Regions from separate parts of the Homo sapiens genome. Here region 2 is linked to region 1. The links are chromatin loops, found by intact Hi-C in ENCODE. Cell type or tissue: heart right ventricle. All regions are shown on one strand. Links, peaks and the distances in the headings refer to the core of each region. The heading gives the core; the rest is flanking DNA.

Region 1 (4,403 bases), core at 331-4,330:
GGTTACTTTATTAATTGGCTCAATGAAGAATTATTTGCAGTATTCTCAGAGCTATAAGATGTACCCTACATTTAGCCTGGACCAGCTTGTCCTGGCAGGTTAAGACCTTATCTTCTTAGTGAGAGATGACTGTGGTTTATTCAGAAGGCCATGACCCTGATCTGCCAGCTCAAGAGACCAGCAAAGATCCTGCCATAAGCTATAAAGGGCCTTAGATGTCATGTTGAAGACTTTGGGCCTTACCCTGTAGCAGACTAAATTTTTAAGTAAGACAATGAAATGATCACATGTATATGTTTCATTCAGATAATTCTTTTCGCACTGAAATCCTTGTCTCAGGATCATTTTCTGGGGCAACCTTGCCTAAGGCAATATTGTTTTCACAGCCAGTTCCTAGAAGAAGTGATACCAGGAAGCACTGATAGGGGAATTAAGAGGTAAAACTGGGAAGGCATGTCAGTAAAGGATACATTATTGAGAAGGTTATTATTGTAGGCAACTAAAGTTCAAATCCACAGGTGACTTCTGAGAGATCAGGTAAAAAACCCATCTGAGTATTTATTAGCCAGCTGAGACAAGGCAGGTAACCCACCCCACCTTCGACACATGGAAATAAAGGAAAAATCTTGAGTGTCTTCCAGGGAAATTCCAGGCCCCTAGCTAGCCTTTAGAATAAATGAGCAACTAATAAGCAATAAATTATTAATAACTTAAACAATAGCCTTCTAAGCAAGTCAGAGTCACAAGGTGTTTTGGATCCCAATAGAAACTAAAAGACGACATTGTAACATGTGGTTCTGGAGTTGTTTTTAGAAACCTGGGTAGACCTCAGATAAGGGAGAACTGAGGACTGAACTCTTGACTGCTGTTCTGTATTCTAAATTTCTTCCTAAGCGACCTAGAGAGTCACACTGACAGACAAAACCTTGACGTTCCTTTCTGCTGACCCCACGATTTTAGACAAAACACCTTGCTTCCTTAATCCATTGCAAATCTGAAAATCTCTGAATCTGCCTACAACCCATAAGATCCTGCTTCAAAGTATCCTGCCTTTTTGGGCAAAACCAATGTGACTTTGTCTGTAACCTGTCTCCCCACCTTTAAAAACCCATACACATAAGCTATCAGGAGTTCAAGTCTTAAACATTAGCTACCTGATTCTCCTTGCTTGGTGACCTGGCAATAAATGCCTCAATTTCTCTCACTGCAAATATCATTTTCAGTGTTTGGTTTTGCTGCTTTTGGCAAGCAAGTGGACCCAAGTTCAGTTCATAATACAACTTTTTTTTTTTTTTTTTTTGAGAGAGAGTCTCACTCTGTCACCAGGCTGGAGTGCAGTGGCACAATCTCGACTCACTGCAACCTCTGCCTCCCAGGGTCAAGCGATTCTCCTGCCTCAGCCTCCCAAGTAGCTGAGACTACAGCCAATTTTTGTATTTTTAGTAGAGAAGGGGTTTCCCCATGTTGGCCAGGATGGTCTCAATCTCTTCCCCTCATAATACAACTCTTATTGATCAATGGCTGAGGGCTGTTCCTGGGAGTGCTCACCGCCCCCACCCCTCAGCCCTTTCCGTCTGCCCATGGCACAGACTTAGCTGTCTGCAGAGGCTGGAAAAAGCTCTGGGGGAGAGTGTCAGGTGCTTGCTGTAACAAGCCCTTGGCAAGTATAGAAACAGTTTAAGTGTTAAGGGGATATAGCAGGGCCCTGACAGCATCTGCTACACATCTGTAAATAAGTAAGTTATAAGACCGCTGCTCTTGTCAGATGAGAAATAGTGAGTACTTCAGCCATAGCAGTGGCAGTGGGAATGGAAAGAGGAGGAAATGTTTGGAAATGAATTTAAGAAAATCAACAGAACTGGCAACCAAAACAATAATAGTGATGAAGAAAAGAGTCCAAAGGAACTCCCAGGTCTCTAACTTGAGTGTTAGACTGGATACCATGATCTAGTTTAGGAAACAGAGGAGAAGCCCTCATCCTGTTCCCTGAATGTATGTTAAGTTATAGGCACATCATATTTGAGATAGCTGTCTGTATAGCAAGCTGAGTTTCCCAGGAAGTTGATTCTGGGGTGGAGATTAGCATATGGAAGGCTTATTAGAGAGTGCACTTGGAATCAACTCACGGTGAAGGGAAGAGAAAGTAGCATAATTGAGCAGAGGAGGAAGGTGGGCATCGATGCAATCTCAAGGAAGCCTCAGCCAGCCCTATGACAAGTACCAAAAATGGAATTACCCTCAGAGTTGTACCCACTTTTGTGGGGCACTTATACCCCTATATTGAGCATTCATTGGAAGGAGGCTGACCCAAAAAAGGGACGTGACATTGAGTGAGATAACTCTTCAGCCAACACAATCCCTAAAGATGGCTGACAGCTGTCAATACTCTCATAGCTGGAGTCATGGGTATTGTATTCCAAAACAGGAATGTGGACAACGCATGGCAGCATCTGCCACAGGCAGTGTTATCAGATGTGTCCAGTTGGTATTTGATGCATAGATCTAGTGCAAAGAAAAATCAGCTGGCAACACATTTGGAGAGTTCTCAGTTTAAAAGAGTGTCAGTAAGTAACTTGGGCAGATGGTATAGAACAGAGTTCTTTCTGGAACACTCCAAATATGATTACTCTGTGGTAAATAATGGTAACTTTCCTTGCTTAGAAAAAGGGCAAATAATGTCATTATAACACCATATAGTGGGTTATAGATTATCTGTTGACAATAAAACATAGGGAAATGTAATTTAATTGCTTCATTTCAAAGGTGGATAAGTAAAATAGTAGAAATGTTATGAAGAGCATAAACATATATAGTAGGAATAATGTTTTTCTCTTGGTGTGTATATGAGAATCATAACAAAAGAAATTACCCAATTTTTCTGTCAACTTCCTTTTCATATTAGATAAGGTCTATAAAAGTGTGATTAAAGAAAATATGGTTTTTAATACTCATGACAAGTATAGCAATTTGGAACAAAAATGTGAAATGTTTATCTAATAAATGCTATGTTCCACATGATGAAAAACTAAAAGTTAAAAAAAAGGCAAAAATACTAACAAGTATAAATAGTATTTCCCAAGGACAACCTAGCCAAGGGTATAAAAAAAAGAACTGAGATCACTCTAACTAGTAAAACAGTTTCCCCTGGTACTTATCATCCTCTGATCTTCCCAGGGTCATTGACACTTCTTTCTGAAAATCTCTGCAAAGGAAGTATAATACAATGGGCCAAAGTGCTGATTTGGGAGTTAGACTGCCTCCTTTTCCACTTGCTAGACCTGATCAAGCTATGTGCAAGTCTCTCAACTTCTCTGTATCTCAGTTTTCTTATCTATAAAATGAGGTTAATAAAAAAAACACCTGCTTCTCAGTGATACTGCAAAATGCTTACTGGCATATAGTAATCTTTCAAAAAGTTGTTATTATAAGTCATTGCTATTATTTGGCTGGAAAGACCTGTGCAAAGCTACATGGGTGCCTTCCTTTTGCACTCAGAGCTTGTCAGAAAAAACAGTCATTGGCAGACCTCCTACCAGGGAAACAGGGCTAAAGTCCTCAAGATGCCAAAACCACTTCTGTTAATGTCTGATGCTGGTGAACAATTAAATTTCATTGTGCCAAGAAGTAAATATGAATTCCACATCTTAACTTCCCTATGTGGCAATAACCGAAACAGAGACAACCTAATAAAGCACCAGTTTTCCCTTTTCGCTCAACTCAGGCATCATAAATTGTGGTAACTCTGACTAGGAGGCTCCCCTGTGAGAGTCTCCATCTCAAAGGTTCAGTGGGTTTCATACAGTCATCCACATTCAACACCAACTGGCTTGCAGCTGCAAAGCAGCCTTGTGCGTGTGAAATATATCTTACAGCCTTAGTGTGCTAAGTCACAGGTATTTTATTCTGTGAAAGAAGAAATCACAAATGACCAAAGATCTTGATGCTTCCCTTTCAGGAGGTTCTTCCTGACATCAACATCTACTAGTTTTTAAACTAAACTATATGTCAATATGTCCATACCTGCATCTGGAGGAGGGAAGACAGAGATGGTGCCCAGGCATTCCTAAGCAGCACATCCCTGCCTACTACCTTTGGATCCCCTAGAAAGCCCATTGCTTACAGGGATGGTCTTTTCCAACTTACAAAACATACTTTCCACCCTCTTGTATCCACAGAGATTTTCTTTCTCCCAACTTTGTTTCACACTCTCAAATCCAAGTCACAGACACCCTCCACCTACCCTATGACTGAAGAGGAGTTGTTCAATCCTCCCTTCAGTGAGTCTTCCTTAGCGGCCTTCCTCACTTCCTCTGGCAAGTACAGTCCTGGAAGACCTTCCCTCACACAGCTCTCCAAGTATTCCAGAAGTGCCTGAATCAGAAAGTCAGTCCAATATAGGCACA
Region 2 (4,403 bases), core at 269-4,268, 180 kb after region 1:
AACTGAAAACTATAGACCAATATCCCTGATGAACATAGAGGCAAAAATCCTCAGGAAAATACTAGTTAACTGAATCTAACAGCATATCAAAAAGATAATTTGACGTGATCAAGTGGGTTTCATACCAGGGATGCAGGGATGGTTTAACATATGTAAGTCAAAAAATGTGATACACTACATAAGCAAAATTAAAAACAAAAATCACATGATCATCTCAGCAGATGCAAACAAAACATTTGACAAAATCCAGGATCCCTTTATAATTAAAACCCTCAGCAAAATCGGCTTAGAAGGGACATACCTTAAGGTAATAAAAGCCACATATGACAAACCCACAGCCAACATTATACTGAACAGGGAAAACTTGAAAGCATTCCCCCTGAGAACTGGAACAAGACAAGGATAGCCACTTTCACCACTTCCATTAAACATAGCACTGGAAGTCCTAGCCAGAGCAATCAGACAAAAAAAAGAAATAAAGGGTAAAAACTGTCACTATATGTTGAGGATATGATCATATACCTAGAAAACCCTAAAGACCCGTCCAAAAAGCTTCTAATATTGGTAAAGGGGTGCAGCAAATTTCAGGATACAAAATTAACGTACACAAATCAGTAGCTCTGCTATATACCAACAGCAACCAAGCTGAGAATCAAATCAAGAACTTAACCTCTTTCACAATAGCTGCAAAAAAAATTTTTTAATTTAAAAATTTTTTAAAAACTTAGAAATATACCTAAACAAGGACGTGAAAGACCTCTACAAGGAAAACTACAAAACACTTCTGAATGAAATCACAGACAATGGAAACACATCTCATGCTCATGGATGGGTAGAATCAATATTGTGAAAATGAGCATACCGCCAAAAGCGATCTACAAATTCAATGGAATTCCCATCAAAATACCACATCATTCTTCACAGAATTAGAAAAAAAAATCCTAAAATTCATATGTAACCAAAAAAGAGCTCACATAGCCAAAGCAAGACCAAGCAAAAAGGAATCACATAACCCAACTTCAAACTATTCTATAAGGCCATAGCCACCAAAACAGCATGGTACTAATATAAAAATAGGCACATAGACCAACGGAACAAAATACAGAACCCAGCAATAAACCCAAATACTTACAGTCAAGTGATCTTTGACAAAGCAAACAAAATATAAACTGGTGAAAAGACACTCTATTCAATAAATGGTGCTGGGATAACTGGTAAGCCACATGTAGGAGAATGAAACTGGATCCTCATCTCTCACCTTATACAAAAATCAATTCAAGGTGAATCAAAGACTTAAACCTAAGACCTGAAACCATAAAGATTCTAGAAGATAACATCAGAAAAAGCATTCTAGACATTGGCTTAGGCAAAGGCTTCATGACCAAGAACCCAAAAACAGATGCAACAAAAACAAAGATAAATAGATGTGACTTAATTAAACTAGAAAGCTTCTGCACAGCACAAGAAATAATCAGCAGAGTTAACAGACAAACCACAGAGTGGGAGAAAATCATCACAATATATACATCAAACAAAGGACTAATATCCAGAATCTACAAATAACTCTGTTGTAGCCCCAATCCCTGTTGGACTGAACAAAGGGGGGCAAATGCGGGAATAAAGGTAAGGACAAGAGAGTATATTTGGAAGAAGGGGTCAGGGGGCTCCTTTCTTCTAGTGAACAAGGGCCCTGAGCTTTTAGAGCCCTTCGTATTTATTGAGTAAAGGAGATAGGGAGAAGTGAGGTGGTTGTCAGTCAGTTGCTTGACTCGGTGCAGGCTTGCACAACTGCATTCTCTGAACAGTAGCCTCCAGATGTTCCAGTAGATAACCTCAAGGAGCATGGCACCAGGGAGTGATTGCACTCTGCATACCCTCTGGTGGCAGGTGCAGATGTGAGTTTGCCCACATCCTGCATTCATGATAAACAGTTTGCTGTTTGATCATACAGTCTTCAGTGGAATGCTGAGTTGGTCACAATCTAACTTAATTAAATTAGAAAGCTTCTGCACAGCACAAGAAATAATCAGCAGAGTTAACAGACAAACCACAGAGTGAGAGAAAATCATCACAATATATACATCCAACGAAGGACTAATATCCAGAATATACAAAAACTTAAACAAATCAGCAAGAAACAAACAATCCCATCAAAAAGTGGGCTAAGGATATGAATAGATAATTCTCAAAAGAAGATATACAAATGGCCCACAAGCATATGGAAAAATGCTCAACATCACTAAGTATCAGGGAAATGCAAATCAAAACCACAATGCAGTACCACCTTACTTCTGCAAGGATGGCCATAATAAGAAAAAAATAAATAAAAAATAAGAGATGTTGGCAGGGATGTGGTGAAAAGGGAACCCTTTTACACTGTTGGTGGGAATGTAAACTAGTACAACCACTATGGAAAAGAGTGTGGAGTTTCCTTAAAGAATGAAAAGTAGATCTACCATTTGACCCAGCAATCCCACTCCTAGGTATCTACCCAGAGGAAAACAAGTCATTATATAAAAAAGATACTTGCACATGCATGTTTATAGCAGCACAATTTGCAATTGCAAAAATATGGCACCAACCCAAATGTCCATCAATCAAAGAGTAGATAAAGAAAATATGGCCGGGCGCGGTGGCTCACGCCTGTAATCCCAGCACTTTGGGAGGCCAAGACGGGCAGATCACGAGGTCAGGAGATCGAGACCAACCTGGCTAATATGGTGAAACCTCGTCTCTACTAAGAAAAAAAAAAAAAAAAATTAGCCGGGTGTGGTGGTGGGCGCCTGTAGTCCCAGCTACTCAGGAGGCTAAGGCAGGAGAATGGCGTGAACCTAGGAGGCAGAGCTTGCAGTGAGCAGAGATCGCGCCACTGCACTCCACCCTGGGTGACAGAGCGAGACTCCGTCTCAAAAAAAAACACACACGCAAAAAAACAAAGAACGAAAATATGGTGTATATGATACCATGGAATACTACTCAGCCACAACAAGGGATAAAATAATGGTATTCACAGCAACCTAGATGGAATTGGAGACTATTATTCTAAGTAAAGTCACTTAGGAATGGAAAACCAAACACCATATGGTGTCACTAATAAGTGGGAGCTAAGCTATGAGGACACAAAGGCATAAAAATTATACATTGGACTTTGGGGATTCGGGGGAAAAGGGTCGGGGGTGGTGAGGTATAAAAGACTACACACTGGGTACAGTGTACACTGCTCAAGTGATGGGTGCAGCAAAATCTCAGAAATCACCACTAAAGGACTTATTCATGTAGCCAAATATCACTTGTTCACCAAAAACCTATTGAAATAAAAAAATAATTTTCAAAAAAAAAAAAAAACAAGCAAAAAGAAAACTAATAAAAACTGTACAGTTCAGCTTTGTCCCCCCACTTTTTAACTTTTTGGTGTTTCTCTATATATATCTTATTGTACTGTCTATGTCTTGAAAAGTTTTTGTCATTATTTTTGATTGGTTTATCATTTAGTCTTTATACTTAGGATAAGAGTAGTTTCTACATCACAGTCACAGTGTTATAGTATTCTGTGTTTTTCTGTGTACTTACTATTATCAGTGAGTTTTGTACCATCAGGTGATTATATATTGCTCATTAACATCATTATCTTTCTGATTCAAGTATTCCCCTTAGCATTTCTTGCAGGACATGTCTGTTGTTGGTGAAACCCCTCAGCTTTTGTTTATCTGGTAAAGTCTTTATTTTTCCTTCATGTTTGAAGGATATTTTTGCCAGATATACTATTCTAGGGTAAAAGTTGTTTTCCTTCAGCACTTTAAACATGTCATGCCACTCTCCCCTGGCCTGTAAGGTTTCCAGTGAAAAGTCTGCTGCCAGACATACTGGAGCTTCGTTACATGTTATTTGATTCCTTTTTCTTGCTGCTTTTAGGATCCTTTTTATATCCTTGATCTTTGGGAGTTACACTATTAATGCCTTGAGGTAGTCTTCTTCGGTTTAAATTTGCTTGGTCTTCTATAACCTTCTTGTACTTGGATATTGATATCTTTCTCTTGGTCTGGGAAGTTCTTCATTAGTATCCCTTCGAATAAATTTTCTACCCCTATCTCTTTCTCTACTTCCTCTTTAAGGTAAATACCTCTTAGATTTGCCCTTTTGAGGCTATTTCTAGATCCTATAGGCATGCTTCATTCTTTTTTATTGTTTTTTTTTCTTTTGTCTCTTTTGACTGTGTATCTTCAGAAGAATAGCCTATCTTCAAGCTCACTAATTCTTTCTTCTGCTTGATCAATTCTGCTACTAAAAGTCTCTGTTGCATGCTTCAGTAAATCAACTGCATCTTTCAGCTCCAGAATTTCTGCTTGATTTTTTTGAATCATTTCAATCTCTGTTAAATTTATCTGATAGAATTCTGAATTCCT

Evidence for each region. A loop is a pair of places that touch in the nucleus more often than their neighbours do. Peaks named below come from ENCODE experiments on the same cell type or tissue, not always from the same donor. Only the 100,000 strongest peaks of a DNase experiment are listed, where the experiment ranks them.
Region 2: it touches region 1 in a loop (3-fold over the local background); 1 of 110 quality-filtered maps calls a loop at or near these places.

Annotation. Positions count from the first base shown.
Region 1 is chr15:45,992,538-45,996,940 of GRCh38, reverse strand. No RefSeq gene overlaps it. Among named protein-coding and RNA genes, the nearest start is that of SQOR, 360 kb to the right of the region's middle. In heart right ventricle, for the core only: no CTCF peak of the experiment used is centred there; no DNase peak of the experiment used is centred there; H3K27ac peaks cover 1,444 bases.
Region 2 is chr15:45,812,579-45,816,981 of GRCh38, reverse strand. The region is part of intron 1 of LOC105370802 (a long non-coding RNA gene); the gene reads right to left. Among named protein-coding and RNA genes, the nearest start is that of SQOR, 180 kb to the right of the region's middle. In heart right ventricle, for the core only: no CTCF peak of the experiment used is centred there; no DNase peak of the experiment used is centred there.